Regions from separate parts of the Mus musculus genome. Here all the other regions are linked to region 1. The links are chromatin loops, found by intact Hi-C in ENCODE. Cell type or tissue: heart. All regions are shown on one strand. Each heading gives the region's core, and the rest is flanking DNA. Links, peaks and the distances in the headings are about the cores only.

What was found. Hi-C counts contacts between places; a loop is a spot of excess contacts. Peaks named below come from ENCODE experiments on the same cell type or tissue, not always from the same donor. Only the 100,000 strongest peaks of a DNase experiment are listed, where the experiment ranks them.
Region 2: a loop joins it to region 1, with 4 times the contacts of the local background. A loop is called at or near these places in 4 of 42 quality-filtered maps.
Region 3: it touches region 1 in a loop (1.9-fold over the local background); 7 of 42 quality-filtered maps call a loop at or near these places.

Annotation. Positions count from the first base shown.
Region 1 is chr13:91,635,067-91,640,066 of GRCm38, forward strand. The region is part of intron 4 of Ssbp2 (single-stranded DNA binding protein 2); the gene reads left to right. Among named protein-coding and RNA genes, the nearest start is that of Gm22778, 86 kb to the right of the region's middle. In heart, for the core only: a CTCF peak has its summit at 1,981 (motif pointing left); a DNase peak (open chromatin) is centred at 1,945.
Region 2 is chr13:91,036,412-91,042,147 of GRCm38, forward strand. Atg10 (autophagy related 10) reads right to left here. Exons shown (of 8, transcript NM_025770.3): 4 at 4,439-4,577. Among named protein-coding and RNA genes, the nearest start is that of Gm46434, 110 kb to the left of the region's middle. In heart, for the core only: a CTCF peak has its summit at 2,912; no DNase peak of the experiment used is centred there; H3K4me3 peaks cover 262 bases; H3K27ac peaks cover 311 bases.
Region 3 is chr13:91,220,521-91,226,256 of GRCm38, forward strand. It overlaps Atg10 (autophagy related 10), which reads right to left and starts at 3,467. Exons shown (of 8, transcript NM_025770.3): 1 at 3,419-3,467. It also overlaps the pseudogene Gm17450. In heart, for the core only: no CTCF peak of the experiment used is centred there; a DNase peak (open chromatin) is centred at 3,501; H3K4me3 peaks cover 1,508 bases; H3K27ac peaks cover 1,839 bases.

The DNA of each region.
Region 1 (5,000 bases), core at 1-5,000:
TGGAAATTAGAGAATGTTCAAAGACAAAGTCAGCAAAGAAAAGAGAATGTTGATGTTTTATTAGTGGAAAATCCTAAGCACATACTATTTAACATCCTCCTGGGTGCTGGAGGTGTATAACATGGCATACCTTGGCTATAGTCGGGAAACTGAAATTTAGAAACTAAAACATCCAACCATGTGTGAATTAAATTAAAAGTGTCTTTGCTGACATCTACAAGGCTAGATATTATTCTCATTTTATTTCCTAATTCATCTAGTCAGTATAATTTTGGTTTCTAGTTATTTCCATTAATCAGCAAAATAAAATTGTATTTTGACGATTCAAAAAAGGTACTGAATACCAATATTAGACCTTGCAGATACCAACAAAGGTAAAGTCAACGTAAACGTATTGCTTTGTATTCTTCATTATTAGAAAACAGAATAGAGTTCGATTAGTTATATGAGATGTTTGAAAATGGATGATAAAGTTTAACACGTAGAAGAAAAATATTGTTTTAAAATAAACAGTAAAATAGAAAAAAAGGCAAACTAGTAATCAATTTGTGGAAAGATAATGAAGAGAAGGATAATGTACTTCAGGATTAAAAAACCAAAACTGTTGAGCCAGTCCCCCAGTGGTGGGCAACGTTTGTGAGGTGGTGGAGAGACTGCTGCTGGGCGCCCTGTGGAGGTGCAGTTTATGATTTATCTGTACACTGGGAACTATTTATCTACATTATTTGGCATCAGACTTCTAACAGCAAGGCCTAGGAAGGGACCAGGCCTCTTCCCTCACTCTCCATCGAGAGAACTCTGCTTTGTAAAACCTGGAAGATTGATTGAAGAGAGCATGTTACTGGAAGGCTGTTCCTCAGGTGGAACTCTCTCCTCAGGAGGGAAAGACAGACTTCAGTCTCCCTGCAGTTTGCTCAACTCTAAAGGGAGGGCCTTGTAAAGGATGTGAAAGTGAAGTGAACATGGAGAAAGTTAGGTGTGCCAGTGAAGTGAAAGGTCTGGAAAATCTTCAATGAGCAAATTCACACCTAAGTCGGGGATATAAAAGGAACAATGACTGTAGTTCTTTCAGAAACACTCTTATATCCAAGGAAGCTGTTTTGCTTTGTTTTGCTGGTTTTGGTTTTGGTTTGGTTTTGCTGGTTTCGGTTTTGGTTTGGTTTTGCTGTTCCTTTTTTTGTTTTGTTTTGGTTTGGTTTGTTTTTTAGACAGGGCCTCACTATGTAACCCTGGCTGGCCTAGAACTTGGTATGTAGACCAGGGTGGCCCTGATCTCACAAAGATCTGCCTGTCTCTATCTTCTAGATGCTGGCAATAAAGGCATGTGTCACCACACCTGCATATTCAAGAAATTTTATTGCTGTATATTTTTAAACTACATTCTTTACATTAAATTGAAGTATATAAAACCATTTGATATGAATTTGTTCTGAAAGGGCAAGTGTGATGCTCACATTGAAAAATACAAAATAGCAAAAAACATGTCAGGAGAATGTAGTCGTCAAAGTCTCAAATATCTACCAGCAAGTAAGAGTTCCTCTGATGACCAAACAGGGCTAACCTTAGAACACAGTGATGACTTAAGTCAGTTACCAGTGCTCATGTTATGTTTCTCAGAGGAAAACCAAATATCTATCAAATGGAAACGAAAGTTTCTTTTCTTATTCCTGAATTTTTGAAAGTTGTTTTTTTGTTTGTTTGTTTTGTTTTACAGGACTAGATTTCTTAATATAGTAAAGCTATCTTCAACCAGCAATCAGACTATTTAAGTGTTTCGAATTATAATTGATATTGCCAGATAGCTACTACCATCATTTTAAGATTTACTTGAAAATGCCTGTATGTGGGTAGTGTGTGTTGTGCTGTCATAACAGTATATCTAAGAACAGAAATTTAGATAAAACCAAGTCTATGTCATAGCCAGGAGACTGGGAAGTCTGAGGCTGAGCACTGCCACCTAGTGGTAGGACGTTCCTGCTGTGTCTTATTTGAGAAAGGCAGAAGAGCACATAGAACAAACTGCCTCACCCGTTCTTTTAAGACCTGTTAGAAAGGGAGAACTCTTATATCCCCATCACCTCTTAAACGTGCTACCTCTTACTTCATTCGCATTGGTAACACATGAATTTGGGAAAAGACATAATTGAAATCATAGAGGCTTAAAATAGTATAGATAACAACATAATAAAACCAGCAATCCTGTTTATTTTTAATCTCCTTTCAGTTTGTAAGTCATATCACCACTTTATTTTTGCAGTTATTACTTTAAAGTTTTATATATTCTTAATATTTTTCTGTTCCACAAAAATGCAGATTTTACATCTTTATTTTTACTATGTAATTAGGACCTGGTTCCCTAGTACTCTTAGTAAATCAAAGGAGCAATTACCTGGCGTATAAAATCTTAATAAATCTGATTATATTTTATGATAGAGTGAATCTTTTTAGCTTCATGTCTGCTTTTTTTGAAACCTCTTAGAGGTATGTGGACCTCCTCTCTACAATATTCAAATAGCAAGGCTAATGATTTAATAAAATGTGTGTTAAGATGCACATTTCTTAAAAAATATTAAGTATGAAAGTAAGTAATTGAATCCAGCAGAAGACACTAAAATGACATGTTTCCATCCTAACGGACGTCTTCCTGATTCAGTTAGCTACAAGAAATATTATAAAATCATAGTGTATGTTTTTCTTTCATTAAGATAAGCTATTATAAAAATCAGCCCCAAACAATTATATAATAAAGGATATTCCATGGTAGTCTAGTGAGAATTCTTTGTGGGAGTTTTAATCTAACTAAGCTGTTTACTCTTGTTACATGGCTATACAGAGTCCTACACACTTCTGGGTTAGGCCCAGTTATAAGTTTCTGTTTATTCTTAGATCATGGATTAACTCTGTCTCATGTGTTAGCAAACATCAAACAAGTTTGTTGAAGAAAGTAAGAACTCTTTCCTTTGAGAAGCTTTAATTCACATAGCTTGACTCTTTAAATTCAATACTCAGATTATTTAGATTGATACTTACACAAATTAGCATGCTATTCAGTTGGAGGTTTATTATTTGACAGTACTTACAGAACCAATTCGTATACCTCTATGATACCAACAGAACAAGATTTGTGAGTGGACCAAATGGTGCTCTAGGCTGAGTCACATAATATAATTTGTTAGTAAAGCCTAGCGAAAGTGGGTGACCAGTATGCTTAGATCGAGGTCCTCAAAGTGAAGTTTAGTCAGAGTGATCTGGTCTGTGACTTTGTGCCTCACGTAGTTTCTAATATTGTGTTATTTTTGTATCTTTAAAAGAGGGCTGAGACTTTCTCTTACACCAATAACTAACTAACTGGGCCATGTTCTGTATGTCATCTAGTTATCAGGCCCAATAGCTAACTAACTGGGCCGTGTTCTGTATGTCATCTAGTTATCAGGCCCAATAACTAACTAACTGGGCCGTGTTCTGTATGTCATCTAGTTATCAGGCCCAATAACTAACTAACTGGGCCGTGTTCTGTATGTCATCTAGTTATCAGGCCCAATAACTAACTAACTGGGCCGTGTTCTGTATGTCATCTAGTTATCAGGCCCAATAACTAACTAACTGGGCCATGTTCTGTATGTCATCTAGTTATCAGGCCCAATAACTAACTAACTGGGCCGTGTTCTGTATGTCATCTAGTTATCAGGCCCAATAACTAACTAACTGGGCCGTGTTCTGTATGTCATCTAGTTATCAGGCCCAATAACTAACTAACTGGGCCATGTTCTGTATGTCATCTAGTTATCAGGCCCAATAGCTAACTAACTGGGCCGTGTTCTGTATGTCATCTAGTTATCAGGCCCAATAACTAACTAACTGGGCCGTGTTCTGTATGTCATCTAGTTATCAGGCTCCTGGTGTTCAGATATCCTTATCATTGTGTGCAAAGCATGAGTATCAGAAGTCCGGAATCCCTACTCTTATCATTGTACGACAAGAATGTGGCATGTTTTGAAGTGTAAGGAGGAGAGTCTGAGAACAGGAAAATCTGGGCATGGTAGCATTGCCTTGTAATCCAGCACTTAGGAGGCAGGGGGTTACCGTTATAGAGGACAGCTTCCAGTAGGTAATGAATTCTAGGCCACTCAGGACTACATAAAACTTACTGCTCCTGCTACTTACTGTTAGAGAGGGGAGGAGAGGAGGGGAGAAAAGAGAGAAAGAGTGAGCAAAAGGGAGAGAGAGAGACAGGCAGACAGAGAGAGGGAGAGAGAGAGAGAGAAAGGGGGAGACAGACTACAAAAACAATGAATGGCCCATTTGAGTCCATCAGGAGCCCCTGAAGCCTGGTCCAGGGTTGGTGTGTCCCCGTCACAGGGCTTTCAGAATTGCTAGCCCTGTCCTCTTGACTGTGAAGGATCCACCCTGTCCCTTTAGAACTCATTGGATCAAATCACAAACAAATATTCTCCCTTATTTGTTTTGTTTATTGTCTTTCTCCACTTATTAGGAGTAAGCCTTAAAGTAACGGGTGTATTTCTGTCGTATTTGCTGCAACATGAACACTCAAAAGTCCTTGACTCCAGTGGCAAACCCAGAAAGGGAATATTTTCCTGAACTTTTAAAATAACTTTATGGTCATAAAAAATCTATAAAGTATATCACAAGGTACATATATTGTGAAGATCTTTGAAGGAAAAAAAATAGCAAATCCCTGCAGATAATGTACTCTGGAGAAAAACGACTTGTCAAATACTTACCTATGTGTTTTACCTTTTTTTTTTTAAGATTTATTTATTTATTTATTTATTTATTTATTTATTTATTTATTTATTATATGTAAGTACACTGTAGCTGTCTTCAGACACTCCAGAAGAGGGCGTCAGATCTTGTTACAGATGGTTGGGAGCCACCATGTGGTTGCTGGGATTTGAACTCCGGACCTTCGGAAGAGCTGAGCCATCTCACCAGCCCGTGTTTTACCTTTTTATTACTACATTCTTCATCTGTTCGTACAA
Region 2 (5,736 bases), core at 292-5,291, 600 kb before region 1:
TTTGTTGATGTTTATCTGAACCTTTTCCTTGCTTTGTTTTATCCCACCTTTGAGGGTGAGCTGTTGTTTGGCTATTTCTTTCATTCCTCTTCTCTGGGAGCATCTTTTAAGCCCATAACAACTGAACAAATCTTCCACAGGCAGTATCTTGGGTGCATTTTACATTCTATATCCTGGCTTTCTGGGCCAATAAGACAGACTTCAGTTGCAGAATGGGAGAAATGTTTCCTTCCCTATTCTAAAGCGGCCCTTCCGACTAATTAAGGAAATATGTCAAAACAGCTCCCAAGAAGAACGCATATGTCAGCCAAAGAATTAAATATTTGAAAATGAGAAGAACCACTTGGTCCATTTCTCAATAAAGATTAAGAACAACGGGAAAGAGAAAGGTAAATGGAAGAAATAAGTTAGAATTCAATCTAGAATAAACATAAAAATCTCCAGTTAAGGTGTCAGGATGGGTGTTTAAACCTATGACTCTATTGAGATCAAGGCCATTTGGCATAAACAGACTCTTTAAACTGCATTATCAACATTTACCATTTGCTCCCAGCCAAGTCCATCAAGGAACAACAGGACATAAATGTCCATGGAACAATAAAAATGATGAGAATGGAAGTCTTTGTTGTGGTACAAACAACTGATGCAGAGGGCTTTAAAAGCAGTGGGCGGGCTAAGTGAGAGACACACAAGGGGCACATACAACACCTTTCATCAAACTCCAGCACCACAAAAGTACAAGGTAGAAAAAGAGATGCACCAATATATACAGGATAACACTGATGCTCTGTGGGGAGTCAATCCACAAGACAGAACTCAAAACCAGACTCATTATGGTTTATTTTTATTTTTGCAGCCTCTCAAAGAAAAGGGCAGAGACCTCTCACTCAAAAACTTGATGATAAATAGTACTACCTCTGCCCTGCCCAAACCAACAAGGACAAAAGCAGTTAAGAGAAACAGAGCCCCGAGAAGAACTCACTTCTCTTCAGTCCGTGCGATCATTTTGGGAACCAAGTTCCTGGTTAGGCATGGTCGCGCCCACAACCATAAGCAAGTTTTTGGGAGGCTTGCAGAAGGAGAAATGTGAGTGAGGGAAGCTTAGACAAAAGAGTGAGACCTTGTTTCAGCAGTAGTAGTAGCAGTAGTAGGGAAAGTAAAAGAGGAAGCACCATGTTCTTAGGAGTCTTACTGATATGAGAGGCATCCGGAAGTAAAGGCTACATGAACTTGGCCATCTGCCTTCAAGAATCACATAAAGAAACCTATTTAGAGATAGGATAGCTGCTCAGCTAGGCTGGATTCATGCTTTGGGTCTTCAGGATGCTCCATTCTCCTTAGTTTACTATATCTATGGTCTCTGAGAAGCAACGGATTCAATAGTAAAGATATGTAAATAGTTTGGCCTTAGGTCTCCTGGAGAGAGCACCACCACTTCTTCCTTATACCTTGTCACAACAGTGAGAACAGTATTACATCCACAATATTTTAGTCTTTTGGCTATACTTAGAAATGCTTAGAGAGTCTTCACTATTGACTTATCCAGAAAGCATCTGCTGATGCTTGCCTACGGATGACGATGTGAATAACAAAATTAGCAAGGTGAGCATGGCGTGTGTGTAAAATGCCACGTAACTATCAAGCACAGATCCATAATCAATGCTTCTCACTTTGTAGGTAATCAACACTGATATCCTTCACTACTTTTTATATGTTTGCGTACCATCTGGTAGGAGGGCAAATAAACAGACACATTATTATACTGCAGTGTGTGAGGTGATGACATGGTCTGATGAGAGATATGAGACAGGACGTGGGAGGAGCAAGGGTAGTCAGCATGTTAGCTGAGTCTCAGGCAGACACTGAATCATATACAGGAGCCACAGGAACTCAAAGCACAGTGGATTTGCATGTCAAGAAACAAAACAGATTCAGAAGAAATCTCAACCAGTTGATAAAGGGGGCAATGTCAGTTTCAATGGGAACTACCAAACCCTTGCTTTACTTTTCCTGTGTGTGTATGTGTGTATGTGTGTGTGTGAGTGTATAGAAAAAAAATCAAAGTTAAGCAGAGAAATTGATTTTTACTAACAGATGCAAAAGAAACTCTAACTCCTGTCACAAACAAATAAACTATTTTTTGCAACATCAAACAAAAGAAAAAATGGGGAGGAATGAGGAAAAAAGGAAAGAGAAAGAAAGACAGACAGACAAGACCCTTGGGCAAGAATTTTTACAATCATCCTGTTTCTAGGTCAGATTCTCTTGGTAGGAAACAAACAACAACAACAACAACAACAACAACAACAAAACCACCACCAATAACAAAAGCCCAGGCCTGGAATAAGAAGACGACGCTAGGAATGCATTCTCTACACCATCAGACTTTTAACACATGAACAGCCAGGCTAAGCAGACGTTGAAAGGAGGACTGGACTAGGGAGAATACGTTAAAAAATGACTCATAAATGAAGAATGGTGCATTCTTAGAAGGCCCCTGAGTTTACGTTAGGTAAAAGCAAAATTTAAAAGTACACAGAATGATCAAGCAATGAACCATTTTCCAGTTTTCTCCACAAGAAAACATCTCAATATGCTTTATAAAATATAATCCCATATTTTAATGTGCATAAGCAAATGAATTCTGGAATTAAAAAGAACTAAAAATCAATTCCATACAAGACAGAATGAGAGGTTGGGAATATATTTTTACAAAAAACAAATGACCTCTTTGGTTTTCTTTATCAGGTACACAGGAAGGGTGCCTTGAAATTCTAAAAATAGAACCAGGAGTGCTACTTGTGTATGTGTGTTTTAAGAACTAAAATCACCATGTAGAAAGGCATGCAGGAAGCACACTAATGTCATTAAAATATAATTGGACTTGCAGGAACAATCACTGTGCTGTGCTGTAAGGGGAGCTGTTGGCACGTGCAGAGCACAGAGCCAGCGTGAGCTCATCAGCCGGTCTCGGCAAGACCCACTTCCAGCTAGAAGCAGCCATGTTGCAATCCCTCGCATCCCTGATGCTGACAAGCTAAAGGACTTGTTTTGTCTCTGGAAATTCGTCTCTGGTGATTAAGTGCTTACAGTGAATACCGATCACATGAAAGAACAGTTCTGAAGAATCCGAATGAGTGCCCTGTGTCCTCTACCTGCAGCCCTGGCTTGTCTTTGAATCTAGATAGCGCTAGGCAGGGCGACTGCAAACTAGAATCAAGGAAGCATTCCCCACCTCCTCTACCCCACGTAACAAATATATTCCCCAACTTTTAGTAGAGGGCACAGTGTAGAGACAAGAAATCCTCTTTAACCTCTGGACTCTAAATCAAATATTATTACAATAAAGCAAATGTTTTAAAGGTTAGGAGTAATCATATGGATGAATCTGCAGCAAGAGTTTGAGAGTTAGTAACTATCTGTGTCCTCAAGTCCCAGGTTAAAAATTTACCCAAAATTGTCAGTTCTTAGGAACTGCACCTCAGATTAAAATCTTCTCACCAGGGATTCTCTAAGAATTTGCTCTTGTTTTAAATCGTAAGTGCTTGTAAAACTGCCAGCCCTGCAAAACTGGAGACCATTAAACAATATAAAGCAGTGAGTGATTAAACCCACCAAATACACACTCAAAGCAGCTTATGCTACTTTTTAATTAAAAATAAGAGATCATTGGCTAAATTCACATGTCTTAGCTATCCAGAAATTAGTAGTCTGCAAATGCAAACTGTTACCGAGAAAGGCATGCACAAAACCACACACAAGGTAAGAGGTGGACTGGATGGAGCTCTGAGTCCAAGGCCTGAAGTTGACCTAATTTACCCAGGGCATACCCAGACATCTCCAAGCTGCAGTGTGAGGACTCCATGTGGCATCATTAGCAGAGGCCTCCAAGGAGACAAGGTGTCCACCTTCTTGTCAGGCAATGCGTTAGATCACAGCATATCGAGGCACTGAGGCATGAGGTGTGTAGATGACTAGTGGAGGTGTTACTGCTATTCTTAAATACCCCTTAACCTAACCAATAAGCATTTCTTGAAATAACCATAAGCTCTTGGTGAAAGAAGCCCAGGAACTTAGGAGTTAATGGCATCACTTGAGACAGAAAGAAATTTTTTACTGCAAAGTTAGAAGTAAATAAACATTGCAGCTTTAAGTTGTTCCTACTTGTTTAAAGTCAAGAAAGGCCAGGGGGCTTAGTCAACTTCAGGCAAGGGGCCAAAACTGTGAAGATGAGATTTAAGGCTGGGATGATATCATTCACTATGAAGTCTGCTCTTTCTGAAGCATGAGAAGTTTTACTGGTGAAACCTTACCTCAACTACAGCTTTTTATTTTTAACCTCTGTTTTCTTCCCCTCTCAGGAATGATTTTCCAAATATGCTCCCTGTCTTATATGGAAAGTTTATAAATTTGCTTTCTGTATTAGACATGGTCTTACCTAAAAAGCTTGCCCTAAAGTAAAGAACCGGCACTTGGTAACTACAAGAGTATAAGACATGATACTCATGTTTAATCACTTCTGCCACCGCTGCAGGTCTCGTCACTTCAGAATCATCCATTGGTAGCTCTAAATTCTCCTGGGGGGGGAAAAAAAGCAGAGACTAAGCCAAACTGTGTATGTCAATGAATACAGAAACAACAACAAAACCCAAGTGCACACATGGAAAGAGAAGGGTGAGAGCTTCTCCTTGCAAATGACCAGTTAAGTTCAAGGTTAGGAGGTAAGAAAAGGGAGAGCTACCCACACAAACATTGAACATTTGAGTTCTAGGTAAACAGTAATGCCAGAAAACATTAACCGTAAGTAATTCCAGATTGTTCTGGGGGAAACAAAGCAGCTCTGAGTAGAGAAATAAGATGGGGTTTGGGGTGGGAGCAGGGTTGGAGGCAAGGGTGAGAGCAGGGGTGAGTGCAGGGGTGGAGGAAGCACAGAGAACTACTGAAGCAACAACTCTGAAGTTTCCACTGTATGATTTTTAGCAACAAGAGTTGTGAAAGCTAAAAAACCACCCTAACAACTGAACAGAGGCCAGGAAATGCCCCTACAGGTTCTATTGTACTTGCCCAACGATGACTCATTGTATGCTCAACAATCCCTAGTTCCATTTGGAATAAGTTATTTTGCAAGAGTCTGAGTTTGTTAGGTGTATTTCAGATCCCAAGTGATCCTGTTTTCATTATTTTGTGTATCTTTGGTACAGCTCAACAATAAATCTTGATTTAGGGAATGGTCATCAGCACATGCCACCATGAAGTTAATTAAACAAGGCTGTGTAAGCAGAGATGGCGAAAGTCATTCCACTTCCCAAGTAATTGTTCTTCGCAGGCTGCTTCTTTCTCATCATACATGAATTAAGGGATGGAAATGGAGAGGAGCCTGAGGAAAAGAAAGTCCAGCGACAGGCCCAAAGTGGGATCCAGCTCAAGGAGAGGACCCAAGACCTGACACGACTACTGAGGCTATGAAGCACTCACAAAAAGGGACCTATCGTGACTGCCCTCTGAAAGGCCAAACAAGCAGCTGAAAGAGTCAGATGCAGATGCTTGCACCCAAGCAGCTGGCCCGCTGTTGAATTAGGGAAGGCTGAAAGACGCTGAGGAGAAGGGCCATCCTGTAGGAGGACCAGCAGCCTCAATTAATCTGGATCCTTGAGATCTCTCAAACACTGGACCAACCAAACAGATGGCATACACCAGCTGATATGAGGTCCACAACACACATACAGTAGAGGAATT
Region 3 (5,736 bases), core at 392-5,391, 410 kb before region 1:
GGACCTCAGGTGGCTGAAGGAGGGAATGTATTTGTTGCCTGCCACATCTTTGCATCCTTCGATGACACCCTGGACCATGTCACGGATCTTTGTGGCAAGCAAACCATCTGCGGAGTGACTGGCAGAATGAAGGTGATGGCTGACCGAGATGAGTCCTCTCCGTATGCAGCCATGTTGGCTGCCCAGGATGTGGCCCAGAGGTGCAAGGAGCTGGGCATCACTGTCCTGCACATCAAACTCTGGGCCACAGGAGGAAACAGGACCAAGACCCCTGGACCAGTCAGCCCTCAGAGCTCTTGCTCGTTCTGAGATGAAGATTTGGTGGATTGAGGATATCACCCCCATCCCCTTGACAGCACTCGAAGGAAGGGGGAGGGGGTCATTGTGGTGGCCGTCTGTGAACAAGACTTCTCAAATTATTTTCTGTTAATAGATTGCTTTGTGTAAGCTTAAAAAAAAAGTAGAAAAAAAATGTGCAGCCCCATACAGGATGTATTTCTGTGTCACTCGTCCTAATATCTTTTTACTCAAGCTTCATATCTTCATGACCAGGATTTATCTTTGTTTTTATATCATTTATGGGTTATAAGTCAGCTCAAATACTTTTGGGACAGACAGGACATGAATTTAAAATTATAAGCAGCACAGATAAAATGGCTAATATAAAAGAAACCTGATAACAAGATAGGAAGAAAAAATAGTGAGCCCTCAATATCATCCTGAGAGATTTGAGACTTTTAAAAGAAAAGGTATAAATAAGAATAAATCATGGCTTTGCTTTCCACAGTGGGTAATCAACTTTATATGAAGACTTCCAAGCTGAAAGAACACAAATAAAATACAATAAAATCAATGATAAACTATACAATCACTGTTTGAAGAATTAATATGGGTTATTGATGTAATAATTAAAAATAGCATTATTTAGCCTTTCCTATGTAAAAAACCATGGTAACTAAAATCCACATAGCATCTTTTAGAGTGTTACTATAATTTTCTCTATAGATGAGAAAGCTGAGATACAGGAAAAGCAGCTGGCTATAGCAGTTAAAGGCAGTAACAGCCAAGAACAGCCAAGACCCACAGCCTATGCTCTGGAGGAAGTAAGATTCCAACTAGTCCAGGAACTATGACTGAAAAGAGCTTTATAGCACTGAAAAAGATGTAGACAGAGCAATCAGGAACCTGGAAATAGGTTGAAACGACTCAGAGTGGATTGAGGACTACAATAAACTCTGGGGAACAGGAAGTAAGCAGGTTACAAGGAGCCTTCACACTCAAGAGAGTCCACTTAAAACAGTAAGCAGTAGCAAACCGTGGTGGGTTCCAGAGCACCAAGAGGCAGATGAAAGCTCTTCTTGGAAAGATAGTGCTCGGTGATATGAAGTCACCCTAACTTCAAGGGCAAGCTTGAAGTAGCCATGCCCCCTTGGCACTACAGACCAGTGACCCAGTGTAGTAAAAGGTCAAGAAGAGCACAATATCCTCTTATCCTACTTTCCAATTGTTTTTATAGCCTGTTGTCAACGTACCATCACCAGGTAATCTCTATAGCTCTTTCTTTTGGATGTTGATTATACTTGTGATTCAAACATAACCTCCGAGGTCCAAAGCACATCTTAAGGCCTCAAGATAATATTTAAATCATCCTCACTCTGAAACTCTCTACTTATGTAAGCTTTACTGTTTTTCCTAAAGGGATGCTTATGTTTCTAAGAAATTTATTGAACGTTAAAAAGTGCTATCAAGATATAATTTGTTCTGGGCATGGTAGTAGATGTTTATGCTCTAGAGGCAACATGATGGTGAGTTCTAGACTAGACTGGACTCAGTAAGACCCTGTCTAAAATATAAAACTGTGGGGGTAGTGTGGTACAGTTGGCAGCATGGTTGCCTAGCCTGCACAAAGGCCTGAGTTCAATTCCCAGCATCACATAAACTGGGCATTGTGTTTAATACACACAGAACTTGGGAAGTGGAGACAGGATCAGCTTAAGGTCAGCCCTAGCTGTCCAGGAAGCTCAAGGCTAGCCTAATCTAGAAAATCTAGACAGGGAAAGATATAATTTTTAAAGCACTGTCTTAGATATCCCCACTTTGTATAGTAAGATCTACACCCTAATCTTGAAATATTCCATATTCAAATGAATCCAGCTTAGAACTATTTACTCTAGTTTCTTCCATTAAAATATAAATAACAACTTTCTGGGTTTTTTTTTTTTTTTTTTTTGCTCATTGAGACAGGATCTAGCCATGCATAGTGCAGGCTAGCCTCAAAATGGAGGTAGCTCTGCCTCTAGCTATGCCAGGCTGGGGTGTGTATAGCCCATTGCCCCACACTTGGGTGAGAGGGATAGGCCATCAAGCTCAGGCATGACGTCTTTAAAACTGCTCTGTGAGACTTTTAACTCCCTTGTTGCTCTGAATTTTTTTTTTTCTGCTAAGTTTTTCATTCTGTGTCATTTTTTCCTGTCAATATCGGACACTTTGGAAGCAATGAGGAGCAATGGTACCTGGAATCCTAAAATAGACTTGAGTCCTGCACAGGGTCTGTGTTCTCCAACCCTAACCATCATAAATGTTCACTTTCATCACCACAGTGGGGGCCACTGTCACATTATAATGACCCAAAGTAAGCCTTTGGAAAAGAACTATTGCACTTAGAAAGAGGAAGCCAATTGTCAAAGAGAACTTAAAACATGAACACAAGCACTGGAGGGAAGCTGATGGCCCCTGTAACCTGAGATGGGGGTCTATAAACTCAGCTTCTCTGAGGAGAGGCTGAGGCAAGAGGCTCAAGATAGGTAAAACAGGCATGAGAGTGCCCACTAGGAATCCCAACACTTGTGTGACAGAGGCAGGGTTGTTTAGAGTTCCAGGCCAGCGTGGGCTACATAGTACAAATCTCTCTCAAAAACAAACCCAAGACTGTTCTGGTTGGTTTGTTTTGTTTTGTTTTGTTTTTTCCTTACAGTTGGAAACAATTTACATCTTGCCGAAAACATGTAACTGCAGAAAATGGGGCTCCATTTTGATTCTGAAACCCTGGGCTTTACTACCAAGATTTTCATAATTATCACTATAGATGCAAGTATGGCTTCTATAAATCAGTTAACTAGTCCTTTATCTCCGCCCCCCTCCCCCACCTTCCCGGTTTTATAGATTATGGGGGGAGGAGGTTGTGTTGGCTGCAAATCTGAAAAGCCTGCCAGTCACTTAACTTCCTTTGTTTCAAGGTCACGTGAGCACATTCCTAGCACAAGGTGGAAAGGTCGCCTGGGCGGCCCGCGCCCACCTCCCAGGCCTGTTACTGGCTGGCCGATCCTCCACCCTTCTCAGGTCCCAGGAGGCGGGCGAGGGCTGCAGGCAGCGGCGGAGGTACCGCCGTGGTTAGGTCGCCGAGGTTAGGTGTACTCACCCCGCTCGCTCGCCCTGACCTGGAGCCGGCGGCGCGCACGGGGCGGAGCGGGGAGGGACGGGGCGGGGCCGGGACCGCAGGAGCGACACGGCAGCGGAGGAGCTCTGCCCGCGCTGCGGTGAGCATGCGCAGTGGGGCTGCACGGTGACGTCCGGGCGAGACCTTCCTGCAACCCGGGCGCCAGCAGCCTTCACTTTCCCGGAGCCTAACCCGCTTGGTGCTCTCGGCCAGGCAGGGGCAACCCCGAGCCAGGGTATCTGCACTCCCTTCCCCACACGCAGTCATTCTAGACGCCTGGCTATAAACAGGGGACTCGTGACAAGTAGAGTGCGAGCCAGGATGAGGGCCGCGAGCATCCCCAAGAGCCTAGAGAGCAGTACCAGCTAAATGAGGTGGTCACTGCCACCCATTTAAGGCTGGGGCGAGAAGTTAGGAATTCGAATGCTAGTAACTGTATCATTTGCAGCACAAAAATCAGAAAATACCAATCAGTAAAATGAAACCAAGAGGCAATGGTAGGGCCAAGGAAAATACCAGAAGATGTAGGAGTCTTAGGGGTTATGGGGACCGATAGAATATCTCAGGAAAAGCATGTCTGGTCCTTTAAACAGTACAGTATTTCTTAGAAAAGAAACAGGCAAAATGAAACTGCTGTCTTCAAATGTGAAAAGGGAAATTTTGGTCTTGAGCAAGTAGTGTAAGATTACCATGTTAAGTAGCTAATAAATTCCTGGGACTCTAGGTAATGGTTTTGCAATTTCCTGTAAGTCCATATTGTTTCGAAATAAAAGGTTAACAGTGTGTGTGTGTATGTGTTCTGAGTTTGTTTTATAATTGGACAGAACATAGATCTGTAGTGACCACTGGCAAAAGATGGGGAAGGGGCTAACTTTAAAAGGGGCTTAGAAGTTAGAAGGATGGTAGAAGGATGGTAGTTTCTGATTGTTGGTTTTATTGATGATTAAACCACTATTTTGTTTGTCAAAACAAAAACCAAAAAAAGTGACATTTTGCCACACACAAAATAGTTTTAAAACAGTTTTGTAAAAATGAACTTTAACTTTTTTGAGCAACTATTAATTAATTGGTAGCACCTAATTTAATTTATTTTTTAATTAGAAGGAATCTGTAGCCTAGGCTAGCCTGGAACTGTAAATACTTCTACATCTAAGTGTTAGGATTAAAGCTTGGAACATCTTAACCTGCTTCTATTTGACGTGTTAGTTTGTTTTGAAGGATAAGAAGTTATTTGTAGGGTATGGCAGCTCATGCTTATAACCCCAGCACTCAGTGAAGTAATAGGGGGTGGTGGCAAGAGGAATTCAAGGCCAATCTGGGCTATAGAGGAAATTCTAGAGCAGCCAAGTCTGCTTTATTATTTTCTAAAAATAAAGTAAAAATTACCAAAAAAAAAAAAAACCTGCCCATGTAAAAATAAGAATCATTAATTTACCATACTATTGTACTCAAAATTTTAGAATACGTACCACAAATTATACCACATTAGCTTAAGCCCGGCATTCTATACCAGAGCCAGTTTCAAATGACATGATTCACCTATGGTAGACAAAAAAATAGGATGTAAGTCACGTCACCTCAGTGCATTTCCCTGTACCACGGTTCTAGTCGGTGTTTGCACACAGCATGGTAAAGTTCCTGAGGGCGTGGTTTCTAGCATCCTTAGATTCATATAAGACTCCAAATGAGTAGTCATTGAATAAAACAATGAAGCAATCACAAAATAAGAGGAGGAAAGCTCAAATGAACTAGCGACTACGACTGCTTACCCGTCATATTTGAATATTCTGCCTCAGCCCCCAAAATACTGATAGTATTTTACCTAACAGGTAAAACACTTGACTGGCCTGTCTGAGGCCCTGAGTTCCACCCACAGAAACAGAGGAGTGTGGACAAGGAGGAAGAGGAGAGAGAAAGAAAATGGAAAGAGTGTGATCTTGAAGCTGCATATGCTCAGTGCACAGCCAAATGCATAACAGAATAAAGCAAGCAAGCCTAGAGAGGAGAGACGGCTGATTTCCAGTTTGCCAGGGCAGTCGAGAGGAGACATGAAAACACACTGTATAGGAAGCATGCTCCGGTAGCGAGCCTGTACATTGATGCTCGATTGTGTGGCTGCATGATGCTATATGTCTAACAAAACCCATAGCCGGGCAGTGGTGGCGCACGCCTTTAATCCCAGCACTTGGGAGGCAGAGGCAGGCTAATTTCTGAGTTCGAGACCAGCCTGGTCTACAGAGTGAGTTCCAGGGCAGCCAGGGCTACACAGAGAAACCCTGTCTCAAAATAATAATAATAAT